Linked DNA regions of Homo sapiens: region 1 is linked to region 2. A link is an interaction called in ENCODE POLR2A ChIA-PET data of the cell type or tissue named here. Cell type or tissue: PC-9. All regions are shown on one strand. Links, peaks and the distances in the headings refer to the core of each region. The heading gives the core; the rest is flanking DNA.

What was found. ChIA-PET counts read pairs that join two places held together with the same protein. Peaks named below come from ENCODE experiments on the same cell type or tissue, not always from the same donor. Only the 100,000 strongest peaks of a DNase experiment are listed, where the experiment ranks them.
Region 1: POLR2A ChIA-PET joins it to region 2 with 12 read pairs; 19 of 35 experiments call an interaction of 5 or more read pairs at or near these places.

The regions. Positions count from the first base shown.
Region 1 is chr21:29,287,448-29,299,678 of GRCh38, forward strand. It overlaps BACH1 (BTB domain and CNC homolog 1), which reads left to right and starts at 11,475. Exons shown (of 5, transcript NM_001186.4): 1 at 11,475-11,506. LINC00189 (long intergenic non-protein coding RNA 189) reads left to right here. Exons shown (of 2, transcript NR_027072.2): 2 at 537-758. It overlaps LOC124905007 (a long non-coding RNA gene), which reads right to left and starts at 633. Exons shown (of 2, transcript XR_007067841.1): 1 at 521-633. LOC105369299 (a long non-coding RNA gene) reads right to left here and starts at 11,289. Exons shown (of 2, transcript XR_937652.3): 1 at 9,159-11,289; 2 at 8,731-8,895. RefSeq lists a silencer at 11,000-11,909. In PC-9, for the core only: no CTCF peak of the experiment used is centred there; no DNase peak of the experiment used is centred there.
Region 2 is chr21:29,345,869-29,355,249 of GRCh38, forward strand. It overlaps BACH1 (BTB domain and CNC homolog 1), which reads left to right. Exons shown (of 5, transcript NM_001186.4): 5 at 1-280. Among named protein-coding and RNA genes, the nearest start is that of BACH1-IT2, 22 kb to the right of the region's middle. In PC-9, for the core only: a CTCF peak has its summit at 2,824 (motif pointing left); no DNase peak of the experiment used is centred there; H3K27ac peaks cover 1,544 bases.

The sequences.
Region 1 (12,231 bases), core at 2,942-7,941, 56 kb before region 2:
TTTCAAACACTCTGGCTCTAACTAAAGTCCATGTTTGTAATCATTATGCTGAAATGCCTCTCCACGAGGGATGAAAGTCCCTCCAAAAGCAGCCTACATTGATTTCTGTTCCATCTACTTTCTCATCAATGACTTCCTGTTAGCCTGAATTGAACTAATAAGTACTCAAGACTAGTAAATACTTAGTTCCTGAACTTGGTGATTCAGATAGCAGGAAGCCCAATGTAGCTTCCTTCCAGTTTCTATTCTAGGCCATCTGTGGCTTGCTTCATATTCTCTCCCAGCAGGACTCCACAGAGGCCAGGATTTTGACACTTTTGACTATTATAAATAAAACTGATCAAAATACCTCCTACAAATCATATGACATAATAGGGAATTAATAGACCTTTTATTAAATGATTACAAATCATACTTAAAAAGGATATAACTGCACACTGTATGATATAAAGCTTTAAAACATGCACATAAATTGATATAAGAAGGCACTTATGAAGTCCATACAGTCAAATTTATTTACCTGTATTTATTTACAGGATCTTCAGGGAATGTTTCAGGTGGAGGAAGGGGCTCTTGGTCAATGAGCCTGAAGACTGCATGGCAACCTTTGCCAGCTTTTGGCCTGAAAACTCAACTTCTTCATTTGAGATAATTCCTGTTTTATATACTTTCATTTGAGATATTCCTGGTGTATCAACTGAAACAAAATCTATGAAATATCAGATTCACAAAAATACATTTTGAATATTGAACGTGGATAGATGTATTTAAATCTTTCCTATTTTTTGCACTTTCATAATATATATCATTCTTTATTTTTCTACTAATAATGATGAATCTACAGTATCTCAGGGCCTTATTTTCAATATCTTAACTGGATTTTTAATAAAAGTCTTACTGAATAGGTAACACTTGTTTCCAAAAACTATGCTCACCTGTCAATGATTCAGAATTCGTCTCTGTCATCCCTCTGCTACTTAGCATTCAGTGCCCTCTACTGCCCTCCCCGACTCCACCAAAATTCTCTCAGGCCCCAACAGTGGCATGGATTCTGCTCTCGATGCTTTCTTCCACTTTCCTGTCAAAATGCATTTAAATCCCATTCGCCATGAGTATTTTTATGAGCTGCTTCTCACTAGAGTGATTACGACTGTCCTTAAATGTGGCTTAATGTTTGCCCTCTGAAAGAATTTGAATTTTAACAGAGAACTTCTGAATACGCAAAACCTTCACCCCAAATAATCAATCTTTAAGGGATTTCGGGCGCCAACTAGAAAAGTAATAAGGGCACAGACTGATCTGTTTGTATCTGCTAATAGAAACACGGATTTTTGTCTATTAAAAAGTGATAGAAATGTCTATGATTAATGTTTTCTTTCCTATGCCACATCATGCGGTGCTTGCACATGGTTTTATGCTTGACTTCCCATTGCTAAGGATAAAGAATCAAATTATATTAGAGCTTGTTTTTGGAAACCCAAGGGGTACATGTAGTTAATTAGAGATATGCCCTCTGTTTATTTTCCCTGTTTTTCCTAAGGGATGTAAAAAACATTTTCAATAGTATTCCTTCTGGAAATCTTATTTAGCCAGTGGGTAATTTTCCAGTGTTCTAACCAATTTAAATGGATGCTTTTAGAACTGTAAGCTTAATATTCATTCTAGAGCCTCTTTTTACTTAGGTAAAATTCTCAAATTGCTAGTATAAAAAGATATTTCCTTTTATTAAATGGGATTCAACATCTCATTCCTGTAGCTTCAGTTCAGAGACATGGATTTAAAATACATTTAGTTTATTTTGACCATGTTAAGTGGATCTGCTTTTTTAAATTTATGCAATTATGACAGATGTTTTATTGATTATTCTTTCATAAAATGCACAATAAGAGGCCGAGTATCAGAATAATTCCATATAATTTCACATGTTCCCCCAATGTTTTTGCATAGCTTAAATCCATAAAATTGTTTTGAAGGATTTTAATTTCTTTTTTGTTTGGCAGCTGTCCCATGTTTCGAAAAAGCCATTTCCTGGAACTTTGTCAGAGTATTTTTACTGGCTTATCTATATCTGTGTTCTGTTATGTGTGACCTCATTATATCCAAGGGGAGGTAGCAATACTGAAGTCAATAATATTCTTCATAATTTCATAATAACATACATCTTTTGTTCTTTTATTACTGTCGGCACTATTATACTGTCATTCAGTGCTATTCATTTGCCAGCCTCCAGGATCATTGGTGTAGGTTGAGCGTCTTGGTCAATTTGTGCTGCTTTAACAGAATACCACAGTGGCTTGTACAACAAGCACTTATTTCTTACAGTTCCGGAGGCTGGAAGTCCAAGATCACGGTTCAGCTTGGTCAGGTTCTGCTGAAGGCCCTCTTTTGGGTTGCAGATGTCACCTTCTTGCTGTGTTTTCACATGGTGGGATGAGGGAGGGAGCTTTTTGGGGTTCTTTTATAAGGGCACTAATTACATTTATGAGGTTTCCATCCTCAAGAACTAATCACCTTCCAAAGGCCTGACCCCCTAATAACATTACAATGGGGGTTAGGATTTCAACATAAGAACTTTGGTGAGACATAAACATTCAGTTTATTGCACTGAATATTTTCATAACAATCCACTTACTCCCATACAACAGAGGATGCATGACTTCAGGGTTCTTAGCATGTATGTTTATACAGAATGACAAGAGGAACTTGAGATTAAGAAGGGGTATCAGTTAAGACTGCATTTGGCTTTATGTCACAGAAACTCAACTCTAGAAGCTTAACTGAATAGGGTTTTCTTTCTCTGCTTTTAAAAGAAGAGTAAACTCAGTAACCAGGGCTAATCAGCTGCTCAAGAAAAGTCATCAAGCACCTGAGCTTCTTCCTAGCTTCCTGCTCTGCTATGCTTAGCCTGTAGTTTTCATCCTCATGATTGAAAGAAAAGAGCTCCTCCTCCAGTCATTCAAGGAAGGTGGACAGAGGGCATAAGCGCAGCTGATTCAGCCTTTTGTTATCAGGAAAGTAAAAACTTTCCTGGAAATTGTATTGAGTCCATATTTGCTTATATGTGATTGAGAAGGACTAGGTCACATAGCTAATGCAATCTGGAAAGGCATGTTTTAAGTTGGTACATTGCACATTTAATCAGGATTATGTTAGAAAGAAAGGGATATTGGGTAGACAAAGCAGTGTCTGTCACAAAGGGATTAAGGGCAAGGTAAGTGTATGGAAAATAAAGCATCCCTGATCTAAAGGTCAGTCCTGAAGCTACTATGATTAATAAAGAGGGTGTTTCCATGAAGTAGGAACCACCTGAACCAGGTCACTGCAGGATTGTCATCTCACCATGATTTTGAACTTGCTGATGCAGAAAACTGAACTATAGACACATTGGTGGTGATAACAGCTTTAGGATGCACATTCACCTGAAGCTGCAGAGGCAGGGGGAACACTGGAAAGATAATTTATTGATTTACAATGAGGATATAGCTAACAAGTGTTTCAAATATTGATGCTTATTAACCAACCCATCTCTTCCAGTAGGTAAATGTACATGTAAAGGCAAATAATTATTGGAAAGAAATCAAAGAGAAATCCAGGTTGGAAGACCTCTATAGCTAATGTAGTAGAACCAAACCATGGTAGCCTGTGCTTCCATCCTTCTCCTGTCCTGCAGGTTAACAGGGCCCAGGAGTAAAATACTGAGTCCCAGGCAGGGCAAGGGATATGATGCTCCTATTTGTACCTCTAGCTTTCCCTTCACTGGCTTTAGGAGTTGATTTAGCTTCTCTTTACTACATCCACATTCTTTCCTTTGATGTGTTAATATAGTCACTCTCCTTACCCCCAAGTCTTGATCTGGTGAATCAGTCAGGGAACTGATAGAAAACAGATGGAACCATTTACAAGGATGAGGGCAGGGAACCCACCAAAGGGGTGATGCACCCTAGGGCTAACCAAAGTAGGGAGATACCACTACCCTTAGAGTGATGTTGCTTTGGCTTTAGCTGTAGGTGAAGGTGGCCTGGCAGGAGCTGGGGACTTTGGTAGAGGAATACAGCCATAGCCAACCCTTGGCCTGGCAGGTAGACAGCTGAGTTCCTGTAGACATCTGCCGTTATCCGTATCAACCAGAAGTGAGGGAGCATGGGGAATCCATGAATACCATCCTAAAAGGCCTGCCTCCTAGGGTACAGAGAAGTGTGGAGGAGGCTGGAGAGGGAATCTGGAGCGATCAAGGCTGAAAACCCAGCACCCCTAATCAATTGACTGTTCTATCTCTTCATGCTAATAACCATCTCTCTCCTCTGATCCAGTAGTTCTTATTCAAAGATGAATCATTTTCCTCCCTTTCCAAAGTGCTCCCTATGTATGGCACCTCAGTCCAGGTGAATCATTTTCCTCCCTTTCCAAAGTGATCCCTATGTATGGCACCTCAGTCCAGGGAATAGGCTGTTATGATGACAACCTGTGTCTACGGTCTCTCCTCTAGGAGTTCAGTACTTCTTCTCATGGTGGCCACTCAGACCTCAGTTAGCTCATGATTGAATTATCTGGCTTATCTTTTTACCCAGATGCCAGGAAGCTATAGACAAATCTGTAGCTCATCTTTATCAAAGATACATGTTTTGCAATATGTATGTTTTAGCTTCTTTCCTGATTCCATTTTTTGATTTCCACTTTGTTCCTTTATTCCTTTACACTTTCTTTTAATGTATACGCACATTTCTCATATTGGGGCATGAATATCTTTAGGTCAGGGTTTCTCAGCCTTGGCTCTGTGGAAACTTGGGCGAGATAATTATTTGTTCTGAATGGCGAATAACGTATCCTTATTCACAAAGTATTTTATCCATGGGTACTGTCCTGTGCATTGTAGAATGTTTGGCAGCATCTCTGGCCTCTACCTCCTAGAGGCTAGAACCACCCACCCCATAACAATATCTCCTGCTGCAGGGGGTGGGGGGTGCAAAATTGGCCTCTATTGAGAACCTGAATGAGAACCTGATTGAGGACACTGAATGAAGTGTTATATGAAGAGGTGAAGTAAAAATATGAGTCAAAATATGGCACCTCTCTTGGTTGTGCCAGTTTTGCATTAAAAAATGGAGAATACATTTATTAAAACAAGTATGTTATAGAGTAGCCTTTACTACTTCCAGAACGTTTCAGAATAAAAGATCAGGAGCTGCAGGCTACAATCCTTGGTGTAAACACGAACAAATACATAGAACAAAGCTATCAGACTGGATTTTTCTGTCTTTTGCAGACGTGTGACTATGGTTGAAGGTGCTGTCTCTGATTCAGTACCAAGCATAAGCATCACTGACTCTGCAGGAAGGCACTGGCACCAAACATTTAGTAACTTTTCCGCAGGCTTGAGGGATTGGTTACATGAAGCTTTGGGCAGTCTTCTGTCACCTTTCTGGCTGGAACTCTACTTTCTTCTCCCCTCACTCCTCCCCAGTTGGGTGCAGAGCAGTCAGGCTACATCCAAGATTCTGAGGGTCTCACTTTCTATCCCCAGACATTTATATGTATGTATATGTGTGTGTATACATATATTTGTGTGTGTGTATATATGGTGATAAATGTATAAATATTATTATAAAACACTTAAACATTTATTATAAACTGTTATGTTAATATAAAAAATATATGTATGTACATATACATATAATACATATAAAAACACCTTGCAGCATTAGCTTATGAGAGAAGAATTTCTCTACTTCATTAAATAAATATATGTAACAGAATGAGAGAAAATCTGTAGCACAATGAATTCTAATGGAGGACAATTTCAAGTGTCATTTTAGGTCTAGGAGCTTGACACAGGTTTAAAATGAAACAGCCTTTTTCAATATTTTCTGTTTTATTTACTGAACTTTCCTCTAAGTCATGATCATTGGGGTTGTGGTTCTTCTTACAAAGTTAACTCCATTTTCATGCTCCATTTTAATCATCTGATATTTTATTTAATCTTGATTTTGGTTATCTATTGCTATATTAAAAAAACTGCAAAATTTCATGACTTTAAACAATAATCATTTTACTATTTCATAATTCTATGTGTTGGCTGGGCTCAGCTGGTAAGTTCTTTTGTATAGACTTGACCAAAGAACATCCTAGATGGCTCATTCACATGACTGGCACTTGATGCTCAGTACTGGCTGGTTGCTCTGCTGGGGCTCCTGAGTGAAGAGGCCACACATGCCCCATGCATGGTGGTTTGGTTCTGAGAGAGGGTGTCCCAAGAGAGCTCATTTGAAGAAAGAGGAAGTAGAGGCTAACAGTCTTCTAAAAGACTAGAACCAGAACTGGCAGAGCATCACTTCTGCAGTGTCTTCTTGGTGATGCAGTCACAGGGCCAGATTCAAGATGATGAAAAATAAACTCCCATTCTTGACGGGGAAAACGATAAAAATTTTGTGGCCATCTTTAGTCCACTGCAACCTCCTACTGGTTTTCAGAAGCGCAATTTTTTTTGGATATTTGGGCCACTTTGGTTGTCATTAAATCTGGTATCTGAGCAGCACCTCTTTCACTGATTTGGCCCCTGTCCCACTGAGTTCTTCTGCTTCAAAACTGGCTATTTCCTTTTCATTTTTCTGCCTTTATCTTAATTTTACACTTTGTAACATTTCAAACCAGAGGCTACACCTCATCTTTGATTTCAGTTATCAGGTAAACATGAGGGTGTGTTTACTCATCTGCTCCAGGAAGTTCTCATTGTCTTCTAATAAAATATGTTCATTTTCCATAAAACTTTCCAACCTGGAGGCAGGGGTGCTATGACTTTAATCCATAGTCACATCTCAGGGTACAGGTGTCAAAGAGCAGTTGTTCAAGTGGGAGACTTGTGTTGATCTGGGTAATCCCCCACCTTTAAAGCCTAGTTGTTTTGCCCCACCCCCCCTCCAATATTTTCTTGACTTAGTGAGTGAATACTTAAAGACAAAAGGAGCTAAGGCAATGAAGATGGAGGGAATGAAGTTCTGGGAAGGCTGGAGGGGTATGCAGATTTGTAGGGGTTACAGATGTCATGCTGCATCTGTGGAAATGAGGATTCAAAACCAAAGGTGGGTAGGGAATAAATGTGGAAGTGTGGATCTTTCCTGAGGTTAGGGAGGAGGACAGGGGACAAGGGTTACACTGACTACACATCAAAGTTTTTTCAGGATATGTATTATGTCTTACTGTCCAAATATTATGCTATGGTGTTCCTTATAGCCATGAACATGTCACCTATCTGTATGATTTAGCTCCCTCATTTTTGAGAGTCAGGCAAGACAACCTGCTATTAGAGGAGAAAATGATGGTGTTTGTATCTAGGTTTTATTAAAAATCATTCCCTAACTATGGCTTATAGTTATTTAAATTGTTTTCAGAGTTAATGATAAGATTTTATTTTGGTAATAAAATCAGTATGATGGCCAGAAAGAAGATATGAATGTTTGGAAAAATTGGAAATATCATTTTTGAAAGAAATGTGACAATGCACATATATAACATCTTGCGAATGGTATTGTATATCACCAAACCTGCTCACAGCAGGAAAACTAGCCATCACTTCTCACAGTCAATGAGAAGTATAAATCAAGGACATAGCAGTAAGCTGTGATACCCAAGCTTCACGGATAAATTCTCCTAAAGAATAATGCACTAAAAACAAAACTACATGACAAAAAAAAGCACTAATTGCAAATCACTGTGAAACAGTAGCACAAAATCTTTATATTGTGCTACTAGTGACAGCAACAGAAGACAGTCAAACGCCTAGGCAGATAGAGGCAGGTCCCCGGTGAAACCCCACCTCCAAGCTGAAGACAGTTTAAAGCCTGAAAGCCAAACTACAAGTTAAATTTTCAGACTAGATTGAGAACTTGTCTTCCTGTTTGGCACGCTTTCCTCTGATCTCCACCCTTCACCTATTTTACGTATACTTACCCTTTCTAATTGGTTTTCTACACTGTCGTGCCTGCCTTTGAGTGGTGTCTTTGCTTTAACCTTTTTTTGCAAACTCACAAACCAATCAGCATGCACTCCCCATTCTGAGTGCATAAAAGCCCCAGGCTCAGCCACATGAGAGGGGATTTTCCCACTTTCGGGTAGGGGAACTGCTCCCAGCATTCGCTCTTTGCTGAGAGCTTTCCTTTTGCTTAATCAATTCCACTCCACTCACTTTCCGGTGTCTGTGTGCCTAGTTTTTCCTGGTTGTGAGACAAGAACTTGGACCTAGCTGAGCTAAGGAGCAGAAAGACTGCCAAGACTAGGCTACTTGTCCCAGTTTCAAACTATTATCAATACTAATTGAAAGCAATCAGCTGGGAGCGGTGGCTCATGCCTGTAGTCCCAGCACTCTGGGAGGCCAAGGCAGGTGGATCATTTGAGGTCAGGAGTTTGAGATCAGCCTGGCCAACATGGTGAAACCTTGTCTCTACTAAAAATACAAAAATTAGCTGGGCTTGGTGGTGGGTGCCTGAAATTCCAGCTACTCAGGAGGCTGGGGCAGGAGAATCACTTGAACCCGGGAGGCAGAGGTTGCAGTGAGACAAAATCATGCCACTGCACTCCAAGCCTGCGTGACAGAGAGAGACACCATCTCAAAAAAAAAAAAAAAAAAAGCGATCAGAATTTTTTTTCTTGGTCCCCAAATCTCAACATTTTTTTTTCCCAATAGGAATTAGGTAGAAGCACTATGTCTCATTATAACCTCAAGATAATTTTTAAAAATCTGTTTTAGTAATAGATTTTAATAAACATATGAGTTAGTATAAAAGATCTTGAGGCTGATGTTCTTCAAAGTTGACCATGATGTAGCCACTTTTCTTGATTCCGAGTATTGCAGGATTACTCAAGGTTTTGTTGGCCTGGCAGCTAATAATGTTAATGCTAACTCTGGAAGTCCAGAAGACATAGGTCAGAACATACAGTTGTTTGTGAATATTTACACTGACATACAGGTTTTAAAAGAAATACATTCTAAGTGGTTTTGGTTCAAAGCAAGAGAATACTGAAAACAAAAAGTGCCACATCTTTCACTGAGCATTTTACTGCATTCATTCCTTCATTCAACCTACTATCTGTTTCCACTCCCATTCCTTCTCAATACTAGAATTAGCTTTTAAAAATAACCACATGACTTAGAAACCTCTACTCACTTATTGCAGACCACGGGATGAAGTCCAAACTCCAGGTGCTGTGCATGAGGCCCTTCTCATACTGACTCGGTTTCATTTCATTCTCCAGTTTCATTTTTCGTCCTGTCCCTACTACATGCCATAAGCTTGAAGACCACATGCTTCAGTATTAAAAATGCAGACCCTTAGGTCCTACTCAGATCTACAAAATTAGCATCTTTTGGGGGTGGGACCCAGGAATCTGCATTTTTTTTTTTTTTTTTTTTTTTGAGATAGAGTTTTGCTCTGTCGCCAGGCTGGAGTGCAGTGGCGCGATCTCAGCTCACTGCAACCTCCACCGCCCAGGTTCAAGCGATTCCCCTGTGTCAGCCTCCTGAGCGGCTGGGACTACAGGCGCACACCATCATGCCTGGCTAATTTTTTGTATTTTAGTAGAAACGGGGTTTCACCATGTTGGGGTTTAGTAGAAACGGGGTTTCACCATGTCGATCTCCTGACCTCGTGATCCGCCCGCCTTGGCCTTTGAAAGTGCTGGGATTACAGGCATGAGCCACTGCTCCCGGCCGGAATCTGCATTTTAACAAGCAAACCAAATATTCTTCCCCATAATGAAGCTTGAGAGTCACTCACTTGACTTGATACTCTTAGCACATCTGTATACCTTTGTGAGAACTTCTCAAATAATTAAACCTATCAGGGCATACATCATAATTTTCAGGCTAGAAAATGTCACTGCTATTATCTAAAGAAGCAAGAGTTCCTCCCAAAGAGGAGGGTCTGATCTTCCCCTAGAAAAAACTGCACAGGTGTAGAAAAAACTGCATAGGTGTAGAAAAAAGACACTGCAATTCCACTGGCTCAAGGTGGAAGGAGAATAAAGCCTCGGACACTCCCATGTGTCTGCAAGAACTTCAATCCTTCTTTCATGGTGTATTTCCAAGTGTCCTTTCCTCCTGTTTCACTAAATATCTGCACTCTCACCATGAACTGAGGCAGCCTGGGATGCGAGGTACCTCCTACCTCTGGACCCTATCTAGACTGCTGGGTTCCACTCTTCCCAATCAAGACCCAATGCAAATGTCACCTGCTCCAGGAAGCCTCCCCTAATTCTAGGTCATAATGTATCACTTCACCCCTCGCACTCTCATCCAATTTCACTTGTGTGATTTTCTCATGTATTTTGGATGTAGCTCAAACGTCCCCAAGTCCCACAGCCTGTGGGTGCAAATGCAGTCATGTTAGTCGTAATACCTGAATTATTATCTTGGTATCCTTTTTGCCCCGGGAACTCCAGGGCTGTGTTCTTGTTGCTGGCTCCAAAGCTAACAATAAAATCCCTTCACACAAATCGTCCTTTGGCTTCAGACCTCAAGGTCCGTGTCATCTCCGCAGGAACCCTCGTGGGGTTGGCGTGCCCAGTCCCCTCCGCTGCGCGTGCATCCCGCTCCGCTGACAGCCAGTGCTTTGGTTCTCCAGAGGTGTTAAATGGCTTGGGAACATAATTTCAAAACGGACAGTTGGATAAACACCAGAATAAGCACCAGAAGATGACAGCGGAACCAAGGCTCGAGATGGGCCGGCTGACACCACTGGGCGCTGAACCTGGCTGGAAGCTTCCTGGCAGCGACAGCGAAAAGGGAACACCTGTCGTGGGCGCCCTTGTTTCACTGTCAGTAAGAAGTAGAGCAACTGCTAGACGCGCTCCACAAAACCCTGGACGCACTTCATACACACCCCCACCCCAGCAAGCTCAAGTACCCTGTGAACCTGGACGCCCACCACCCCCAGGGCAGGCAGCGAGGAGCTCTTCAAGGGGTAAAGCGACCCCTGTGGGGCCAGCGCCCGTCCTCTCTCCTGCTGTTCGCGGGCACCCGGGCACGCGGCGACTCGGCTGAATTAGGGCGTCCTGCAGCTCCCGAGGCGAGGAGGCGCTTGGCCTTTCCGTTCCGCCCTCAGAAGGGAGAGGAGAGGTGGTCCTCGAGTGGGAGTCAGTTCAGGATGCGGGCTGTGCCACGCGCGGAGGTCCGGGGACCCCACCGCCGCCTCCTCGAGGCCCGCCCCGCCCCTTACGACCCGTCCCTGCAACCCCCCGCGTGGGCTTCCGGCCGCGGCGACCCCTGCCCCGCGCTATTGCGCGCGCTCGTTCGCTGACAGAGGCTTCGAGGGCGGCAGGGCGGGGCTTCGGCGCCGGGGGCGGGGCCTTCAGCGGGCGGGCGGGGTTTTGGCGCCGCGAGGTGGCGGCAGCAGAGCGGCGCAGAAGGGAGGGGGCGGCTGGCCGCGCGGAAGGAGTGAGTCACCTGACCGCTGCCCTCGCCGCCCGCCGGGCGCTCTCGCTTCAGTCAGTCGGGCCGCGCCGCGCCTCAGCTCTGGTGAGTGGCTCGGCCGTCCCGCCGGCCCTTCTCCGGGAGGGTTGGCGCGGTCAGGGCCGCGGGCCTGTGAGGGGAGGCCGGCGGACAGGTCCAGTGAAGGCGCGGGCGGGCCGGGGGCGGCTCTTTCTGGGCTGGGCGGGGCGCGGGGGGCACGTATCGGGGCCCGCGGGGGGCGCCGGCGGCCGGGATCCTGGAAGTGGCCGCGACGCCGGAAGGGGCGTCCCGTCGGCGGCCGAACCCCCTGCACTGCCGGAGCTGTTGTTTACCCGCGCGCGCCGTACTTTACCCGGGGCGGGCGGGGGCTGGGGGCCGCGGGGTCCCTGCCCCACCCCCCTCCCTGCCCTCGGGCGCCAGCCCGGCCCCTCGCCCGCGGCCCGCCCGGGCTGTGACACATCAGCACCGCCCTCGCGGCTGGGGCCCCGTATTGTCCTCCGCCGCCTCCCACCGCATGCCCAGCCTCGCGTCTACTCAGCCCGGTGGCTGTCGCGCGTGGAATCGCGTAAGAAAAGCCGAGTTTGTGGCTGGGGAGAGAAGGCCACCGTGCTGAGCTGGATTTAGCGAAGACTGGTTTTGGGGACCGGAGAGCCCAGGACTCCCTTTGTTGGAGTTTTGCCCACGCGTTGTAATTAAGCCTCGCACAATATGGTGAGAGTGGGCGTTGATTCTGGAGACACCAGCTTTGTGCTCGTGTAATGTAACACGAGTGCCGTTGCTTTCTCATTCTT
Region 2 (9,381 bases), core at 224-5,223:
CCATAATGGTAGAAGATGGCATACTGATTATAAAAGAAGCAGAAAAACATTGATTTTTTTATATCTTTCATAATATAATTTTCTAACAATGCAATAAAACCACTAAACTTTTGTGTCCATATTTTACTGAGACCATGTTTCATTAAAAGCATAGTTTCATAGTATTTAATTTACATTTCTCCCTAATGTTCTTACCCAAATGTACCTGAACTAAAAAATGTTAGATGTTGGTGATAAGTTGACAGTTAAATAAAATTCTCTAAAATTGCTTCTAATTGAATAGAATTGTACATTCCATTTTCATTTTCTCACTTCATGTGGATTTACTCAGTTTAGTCTTTTGATCGGTAATTAGTATATCTGAATTTGTAGGAGAGAATCTTTCCTTAGTTGATGATAATCATGCCTCAAAAAAAAAAAAATTCCAGCATTCAGGTGTTTTAGGAAGCACAGATTTTAGCTTTGCTTCTGATTTTACTTAATGTTAGTTTGGATAGAGAAGTATAGGGACTCTTAAGGGGTATTATCTCTATCAGTCATTAAGTTTTAAAAACTTATCTGCCGAGTCAGCTCTTTGTATCCTATTCAATTTCCAACCAGGCCCTTCTGACCAAGCTTTGGGCAGCTGCTCAGCGGTATTGGCCATCCAGGGCAAAGTCTTCTGGTCTAATCATAGTGATTCTCAGCTGGGGATGATTTTGCTTGCCTAGGGGACACTTGGCAGTTCCCAGAGACACAAATCTCGGGGGCAGGGTATAGGATATGGCTTCTAGGGGCAGAGGCCAGGACAGCCCTCACAACAATTACCCACCCAGGGTATCGATCTGGCTGACATTGAGAAACCCTGACTAGACCAACGATGGAATCAAGATGACTTGTAAGAAAGTGCTCAGTTGTGTGAGATAGTGTGGTGGCTGCAAGAGTTCAAAGGAGACAGGGTGAGAAACGTGGGATTTCACCAAGCTTTGAAAGATTGTAGTCTGAATCGGGAGAAGATGGTCTCTGGGGAGAGGAGGCCACTTGGCACAAATAAGCCTGGCGTGTTAAAGGAACAGAAGGAGGTTGTCACAGTGAGAGGGAGAAGGAGGAAGGCCCCCACTTGAGTGTTCACCAGTGGGTGTCCCAGCATCTTGCCCTACCCAGATTGACTTAAGTTATCGAAGGTCTGAGGTTAGACTGTAAGGGCTTTAAGAGCAACAGAAGTATAGGTAGTAGGTATTGAGGGTTTAGAGGAAGGCCAAAAATAGCACCCTTTCCCTGGCCAGAGTTTTGAACCATTTGAGAAATAAAAAGTAGGTGAAGTCCATATCGCTGATGGAACCCAGCTTGGAACCATGGCTTTCTAGCTGTTTAGCCCAGTGAACCTGCTAAAAGTGCATTCTGGAATTAGGCAGACTTAATCCATCCACCGGTCACCTTGGACGACCCCAAAAGGGGCAGAGCTCTTAGAGGAGCAGAAAAATGTAAACAGGGAGCAAATTCCACAAGTAAGGGGTGGGCCGAGCCAAGTAGACTTAATGACGCTAAAAATTTACTCATTAGAATCAGGGACTACTACATCAGGGCCAGGACAAAGTACAAAGTGGAAGTACAAAGGCCAGAGGGTGTTTCTTGCCCTGGAGATTTAAACTAGGGAAGTCTTAGGGAAGAGTGTTCCCCTTTCATGCTCCCCAGTTTAAGTTCTCTTGAAACATTGGCCCATTGCTCAACCAGGGCTGTGACTGATGGCCTGGAGGAGGAGAGCATCTGTTCCAGAGGGCAGACCTCCTCTCACCTTTGAGGCCACTTCCCAACACCAGCCTTTGCAGGTGTGACTGGCTTGGGCTGTCAGTGAACATTTGGTCTCAGAAGGCTCTGGATCCAGCAGTGTACTAGTAAGTAAATGAATTCAAAGGCTACTCTGTACCAAAGACTGAACATTTTTCTCATCCCTAATTCTCTCCTACCTCATCGTCCCGTGTAGCATGTAGCATATCAGATGTTCTGCATTGAGATTAGATCCCAACATAACATTCCCATAAGAAAATGCATGAAAGTCCAGGAATAAAATGCTAGCAACATAATGATATCCAAATTTGAATGGAAGTTTAACTTTTATTATTCAACTTTTAGAGAAAAAAATTCAAAGATTAAGTCCCTTTGGATTAAAAAAAATCTAAAGGCATTAAAGTCTAAAGGAACTAAAGCAAATCAAATTATTTTGTCCACCTGAGTTCGAAGTACAAAACTTTAAGAAAAATAAATCCCAAGACTATCCTGCCAGATTTCTCATTCAGATCAGCCTTGGCCAGAGGAGTTTTTGATGCCTAGGTCCAGTTGAGATTCTTTCAAGAGGCTGTAGCTGGAGTTGTCTTTAAGAGAGTGGTTGTTCCTACCGTGCTCCAGAAGGAACTAGGTTTGAGGCTGAGTCTCTGATGTGCTCACTTTAGAGTCAGAAGAGTTAACCACAAAATTATCATAGCCTTGGCCCCACAACCACCCTTGTTTCGAAACAAGCTAATTCCCAGGTACTAAAGCAGTCATCCCATACAACACTGCTCCCACAGCTCAGTACCTAGTGCTGCCAGAGACCATAGTAGAACCTCAATAGTATCTGGAAAAAAAAAAAATCTTGGTTTCAGTTCCCCAAAGATGCCCCAGTGTTCTGTAACTCACAACTCGTGATCCTAATTTCTATTGGAAGGACGCTCAAAAAGGGCTTAATTTTGGCCGTATACACTGATCATTCCTGGGGGAAAGACCACCATTGCATGACACCTTAATTTACATTTCCCCTTCCAACAAGCTGTTTCTGGTACCTGGACTGTTGAGTGAGGGCTCCCTCTAGGGGCTCTGAGCCAACATCCCTGTATACAGGCGTTTTCAGGCCTGAGCCAGAATGCATGTTTAGGCCTAAGAAAGTTGCCTCCTAGGGATGGAGGAGGCGTCTTAAATCTATCTTTACGGCCCGGCAGGGTGGCTCACGCCTGTAATCCCAGCACTTTGGGAGGCTGAGGTGGGCGGATCACGAGGTCAGGAGATTGAGACCATCCTGGCTAACACGATGAAACCCCATCTCTACTAAAAATACAAAAAATTAGCCGGGCGTGGTGGCAGGTGCCTGTAGTCCCAGCTACTCAGGAGACTGAGGCAGGAGAATGGCGTGAACCCAGGAGGCGGAGCTTGCAGTGAGCCGAGATAGCGCCACTGCTATCCAGCCTGGGCGACAGAGTGAGACTCCGTCTCAAAAAAAAAAAAAAAATCTATCTTTACATAGATTTAAGCAGTCCAGAATCAACTACAGATGAACCACATGGATCCAAGGTCCCTTCATGGTTCCCTCCTTGTGCCTGAATGCAGAATGGAATTTGGGGTGGCTGATACAGCAAGGGCCACAGTGGCCTGGCGCTACCAGTTAGAAGCTAGAACCTTACAAGCACTCTGTAGTACGTTGGAACCCAGCTGCCTTGAAAATCGGTGAAAATCAGTACCTATTATTTTTCCCAGCTACACCTAAAAGGCCTGTGAAGTCTGCTTTTCCCCTGGAAACTGCAGCAGTGGCATCTTGAGGCCACCTGCCCTGCCAAGCACCTGTGGGCGCTGGGCCTTTCCCTGTGAAACTGCTATGTTGCTGTTGATGGAGAGGGGCCCACCGGCGGCTGCTGCCCACATTTAATTTATTCCATGTTGCACCCACTTTCTAGGGCCTCTTGCAGTCCGTGAGAGGTGTGGAGGGAATTTCTGCCAGTTGGGTTTAAGATCATGGGTAGTACATTCCAGAAAGTGGGTGTTGACTGACAGGCATCAGGGGGAAGCTAATGTAAGGATTTTCCCCATTGACTTTCCTTGCCTCAGTTACCACTGAGTACCTTCCACAGCCTTTGGGTGCACCAGGTACCGTGTTCTAAGAATATAATTTTTCTTGGACAGCTGCTGTCTTGGCTGGGGATTGGCTTGATTTCAAAACAGGTGGTGCAAATGCTGTGATAATCTTGTGAGTGTCTCATTAATGCTGAGCCACTTAGACTCTTGGCATTGAGCCAGTTAAACTCCTGAGTCCCTGAAGGAATTGCACTATGAGAGGCGCTCCATATCTCTTCTGAAGTCCTTGCGCCTTTCACTTAAGATGCCCCTCCCCACCAGCCTCTCCAAAGGCCTAAGGAGACCAGTTAGGGCTCCACAGAAAGTCATTCTCTGAGGAAAAACACCACAAGCCACAACGATCCTCTAGATTCAATATGCTCACAGCCTGCTTTAAAACCTCTTACCCAGACCAACGTCACTCCTGTAAAAACCCACTTGGCCTAATACAAACCTCCACATACAATCGAAGGTAAAATGTCACGGCCTCTACTGCACCCCGTGGTTCACAAGACTCCCAATCACATGCGTCTCTTACTACCCAAACTCTGCTCTTCTGGTTTTGATTTTTCAATGTCTGTATACAATGCCGCCCTGCCAAATGTTGGGTTTCCAAAGGAACATTGCATATTCCTTTCCTGAGCTATGAAGAATTTGAGAGAGAAAATAAAGGAATGGTAGATGGGAAACCAAAACAAAACCTCAGTTGCTGATAATGGAGTAGCTTAGCGTGAGAGCCTAGTGCAAACTCCAGAATGAGTCAAGTTGACCTTATCAGGTTGTTTCTTGTTAGAGGGAAGTAACTTTTCCACCCTTGGTTTCCATGAAGGGAGATTTTCCTCTGGGCAGCATAGCACCACCTATACTCCGCTAATCAGCATGGTGGTGTGGAGGCGTAGAGTGCTAGTGGTGCTATTTGGAGACGGGCACATCCCAAGAGGAAGAATGGCCATGCAGGGCAGAGGACAACCAGTTATTTTCAGATTTATCAATCAGCCAGCGCACTCCATCTCTGCAGGGATGAGGGGAGCAAAGAGGTTGAGGGAAGATCATGTTCCAAGGTCAGAGTGTAGAAGGTGAAGGGAAGAATGTGGAAAGGAATTACGTGGAGGCAGAGTCTGGGGGCTTTGAGAAGCTTGCAAGAAGAGAAAGAGAAAGATACCCCAGAAGAGGAGCAGACTCCCATGAAAGCCACGAACTTGCCCTCTCATCTGCACACTCCACTACTAGCGGGAACATAGGTTCAGGTTTAAAAGCCAAGCCTGACCTTGTGTTTAACTGCAAACACTTCTTTTTCCTCTTCCTCATCTTATTCTTAAAGTATAAATGCAAAGATCATGGAAAATATTTAAAAATTGAGCACATTACCTTTTCATTTTAAAACAGCCATCCTTTAAAACAGACACCATTTTCATTCTGCACTCTTAGTTTATACTTAATCACTGTCCCGAAAGTCAGCTGTTTTCTAAACAGTTAATTTCCTTCTTTCAGGAGACCGGACCTAAATAATTTTCCAGATACCATCTTGATATGCAGGTTTCCCATGTGATGTGAATCTCTTGGCAGGAGATCCTGTTAACAATACCCAGCACGCTATATGAAAATATCCACTATAACTTAAGCTTTCTAAAGTAATACCTATTTGGTCCACCTCAGAAACTGACAGTAGTTCTGTTTTGAGCTATTAATTTCAGAGAATCTTCCTTTGTGAAATAAGCATGCTTATGTTTTCCTTGCTTTGATTTAAATGATAGCCTTAACTGCTGGGCACAGGACTACTATTAAAACCTTAAGAATAAGATTTTCTGAAGAAGGAACTCGTTTTTTAAGCACTGTGTTTTCATCTCATTTGAGCGTTTACTCTGGGCTTTAGAAGACCTCATCTATTATGCTCAACATCTGATATTTGAGGGGTTCTGTTTCAGGGTTCTGTGGAAAATCTGATGTGCCAAGAAGTGTTCCATACCATTCTGAGAACTCTGGATACCTGCTCAGACAGCTCTGTTTCAGCTAAACAGTAACATCTGGGAGGGAAGCTTAATGTGGAATCAAGGATGAAGTTTAACACAGGAATGAGAAGTAGAGCACATAGCTGCTAAGATAAGGTAGGAGAATTTGGCTAGTAAAAGCACTTAATGGCCTGAACTTGTGTTTACTAGGGCCTGGGAGAGCAGACAGCTGCCAGCATACTTAAAATAGGTTGAGTATGAAGTATGCACTTAAGGACTAAAAGAATTGCAGAAATTTAAGCAATGACTCAGTTACAAATCCAAGCCCCTTCAGAAAGTACAGGAACTATGGGGAGGAATAGAAAGAACATAAACCTGCAGTGAGACAGACCTAGTTTTCTTTTTTTTTTTTTTTGAGATGGAGTCTCACTTTTTTGCCCAGGCTGGAGTGCAGTGGCGCGATCAGAGCTCACAGCAACCTCTGCCTCCTGGGTTCAAGCCATTCTTCTGCCTCAGCCTCCCAAGTAGCTAGGATTATAGGTGTGCACCACCACACCTGGCTAATTTTTCTATTTTTGGTAGAGACGGGGTTTCACGTGTTGGCCAGGCTGGTCTTGAACTCCTGACCTCAAGTGATCCGCCCGCCTCGGCCTCCCAAAGTGCTGGGATTGCAGGCGTGAGCCACTGCTCCCGGCCTAGACCTAGTTTTGAAGCCTGGTTTTGATGCTTAGCCACAGTATAGCCAAAGGAAAATTACTTAATGTCTCTCAGATAGAATTTCCTTATATGTATGTCTTTCATGTTGGGACTTCTGGTCCTCGATAGCAAAGTAAGACTGACTCAAACTTCTACTCACACCTCGTGAAAATTCAAATCAATTCACCGCATTGAATGCCTTCTTTAATTTGCTCTGTTGCCCAGGCTGGAGTCTCAGCTCATTGCAACCTTTGCCTGCCAGGTTCAAGTGATTCTCCTGCCTCAGCTTCCCAAGTAACTGGGACTACAGGTGCGTGCCACCACACTTGGCTAATATTTGTTTTTGTTGTTGTTGTTGTTTTTGTTTTTTTTTTTTGAGATGGAGTCTTGCTCTGTTGCCCAGGCTAGAATGCAGTGGCATGATCTCAGCTCACTGCAACCTCCACCTTCCAGGTTCAAGCAATTCTCCTGTCTCAGCCTCCCAAGTAGCTGGGACTACAGGTGCTCGCCACCACACCTGGCTAATTTTTGTATTTTTTAGTAGAGATGGGGTTTCACCGTGTTGGCCAGGCCAGTCTTGAACTCCTGACCTCAGGTGATCCACCCACCTCAGCCTCCCAAAGTGCTGAGATTACAGGCATGAGCCACTGTGTCCAGCCTAATTTTTGTATTTTTAGTAGAGATGGGGTTTCACTATGTTTGCCAGGCTGGTCTTGAACTCCTGACCTCATGATCTGCCTGCCTTGGCCTCCCAAAGTGTTGGAATTACAGGCAAGAGCCACCGTGCCTGGCCGGTTACAGTTTTCTAAGAAATGGCAATGGAAGGCCTCACTGAGAAGATGTAAGAACTGAAGGAGGTGAAGTGAGTTTTAGTGGTTACACATTGCAAATTATTTTTGGCTAAGTTGTAAGTAAAAAATAGAGGAAATAACCAATCTTGTATGGTTGTAGTAAGAATCAAATGAAACAATGTATGGAAGAGTGTCTACCAGAAGGCCCCATGACACAGCTAGCACGCAATAAGCTTTCATCGTCTTGTATAGAATGGTACCATCCAATTCAGTACCCACTAGCCACATGCCACGTGTCACAACCCCCTTCTTTTCTTAGTACCTTTTTGTCAGAGGTCCCCTCTCTGTTCCTCCAACTTGCCAAAATTCACCTCCATCTCCTTTGCAGCATTTGAGAAGGAACTGGCCAAGAAGTGTTTTTGGAATTCTTAGCTGACCACCCACCTCCAGCCTACAGAGGTGGTTGAAAAGACTAAGAAGAGTTTTTTGGAGAAGATAGAGAATTTTGTTAGAAAATGTGGTAGTGCTGGGACTGTAACCTTCTTAATCTTAGTGAGGGGGGCTATGAGATGCCCACTAAAAAAGCCTTGACATGAGTCACCTAGAGTTTGGGAGACACAAAGGACTGGCACCTTATGCATAAAAAATATTGCTTGAGTAGATGGATGAAACTCCTGTGGCAGCAGAATAGAGTGGCATTTGGGAAGAAGAAGAATTGGCACTGGTGGGGGTAAAAGTTATAGGACTTCAGCCACCAGATGTGGAACCTAAATGAGGACTGTTCGTCTGAGGTCATTTCCAAGGGGATCCTATTCAACAGGGCTTCTGCCAGGGAGGGAGGTTGCCTTTGAAAGAGAAAATCTGAGATTTACCCTCAGGTACAGAAGCTGAGGGATTGCTCATGGTCAACCAATGGAGCTCTAAAAGATGAGCGGGAAGCTGGGTGAAGAGGAAGCATGTTTTGAGCCAAGGCAATTGCATATGCAAAGGCTGAGGGATGAGAGAGGGCCTCTCATGGTTTATTTGTAGAGCTGAAAGATGTTTGGTGTGGTTGCATGCCATGTATGTGTGGCCGGGGATAATGAGGGCTCCAGGTTGGAGGAGTGACATGTGGTGAGTCAGGAGAGGGGTGAGAAGAGTCCAGACCTTCTCAGGTATATGATAAAGTTTGACATTTATCTTAAGGACAATGGGAAACTTTTGAAAGGTGTGATATGATCAGTCCTGTGTTTCACAGTTTGTTTTGGCTGCAGTGAGGAGAGTGGATTGTGGAGTGGGAAGAGTGGAATGGGAGATACCAGTAAGAAACCACGGCTGTAGTCAGACAAGAAGTTAGGTGGACTGGACCAGGGATGTGTTCGTGGGAAATCAGAACAGTGGCCAGATTCATGAAACATGGCAGAGATGACTGTCCTGAGGTAGAAGAAGAGCTGGTAAAAAAGATAGAACCACAGACGATCCCCAGGTTCCTTTCTTGAACAACAGAGTGGAAGATGTTTCTGTTCAATGCGATGGTGAACACGAGGTCAGAGCAGGTTTGTGGAACCAGGTGTTAAATTCAGTGATGAGTGTACTGCAGGCAAGGCATGCTGTGTGGCGCCCATGTGGTTGTTGACATGTAAGACTTCTGCTCAGGAGGAAGATTTGGGCCAAAGCTTTACATTTATGCCTTTGGCATATGGTCCACTTTTGAAGCTATGTGAGAGGAAAAGCTTGCCTGAAAAGTGTGTGTGTGGTGAACAGAGGAGATAGCCCAGGACAGACCCCAAAGGAATACTGATGACTGGGAAAGAAGAACTCATAATGGAGATAAGGAACACTAGAGGAGAAGGAAGATCAGAAGCAAGCAAGATCTTGCAGCAGCAAGATTTATTGTGAAGAGTGAAAGAAAAAGCTTCCACAGCATGGAAGGGGACCGGAGCGGGTTGCCCCTGCTGACTGGGGTGGCCAGCTTTTATTCCCTTATTTGGCTCTGCCACATCCTGCTGATTGGTCCATTTTACAGAGCACTGATTGGTCCATTTTGCAGAGTGCTGATTGGTCTGTTTTTACAGAGTGCTGATTGGTGCGTTTACAAACCTTTAGCTAGACACAGAGTGCTGATT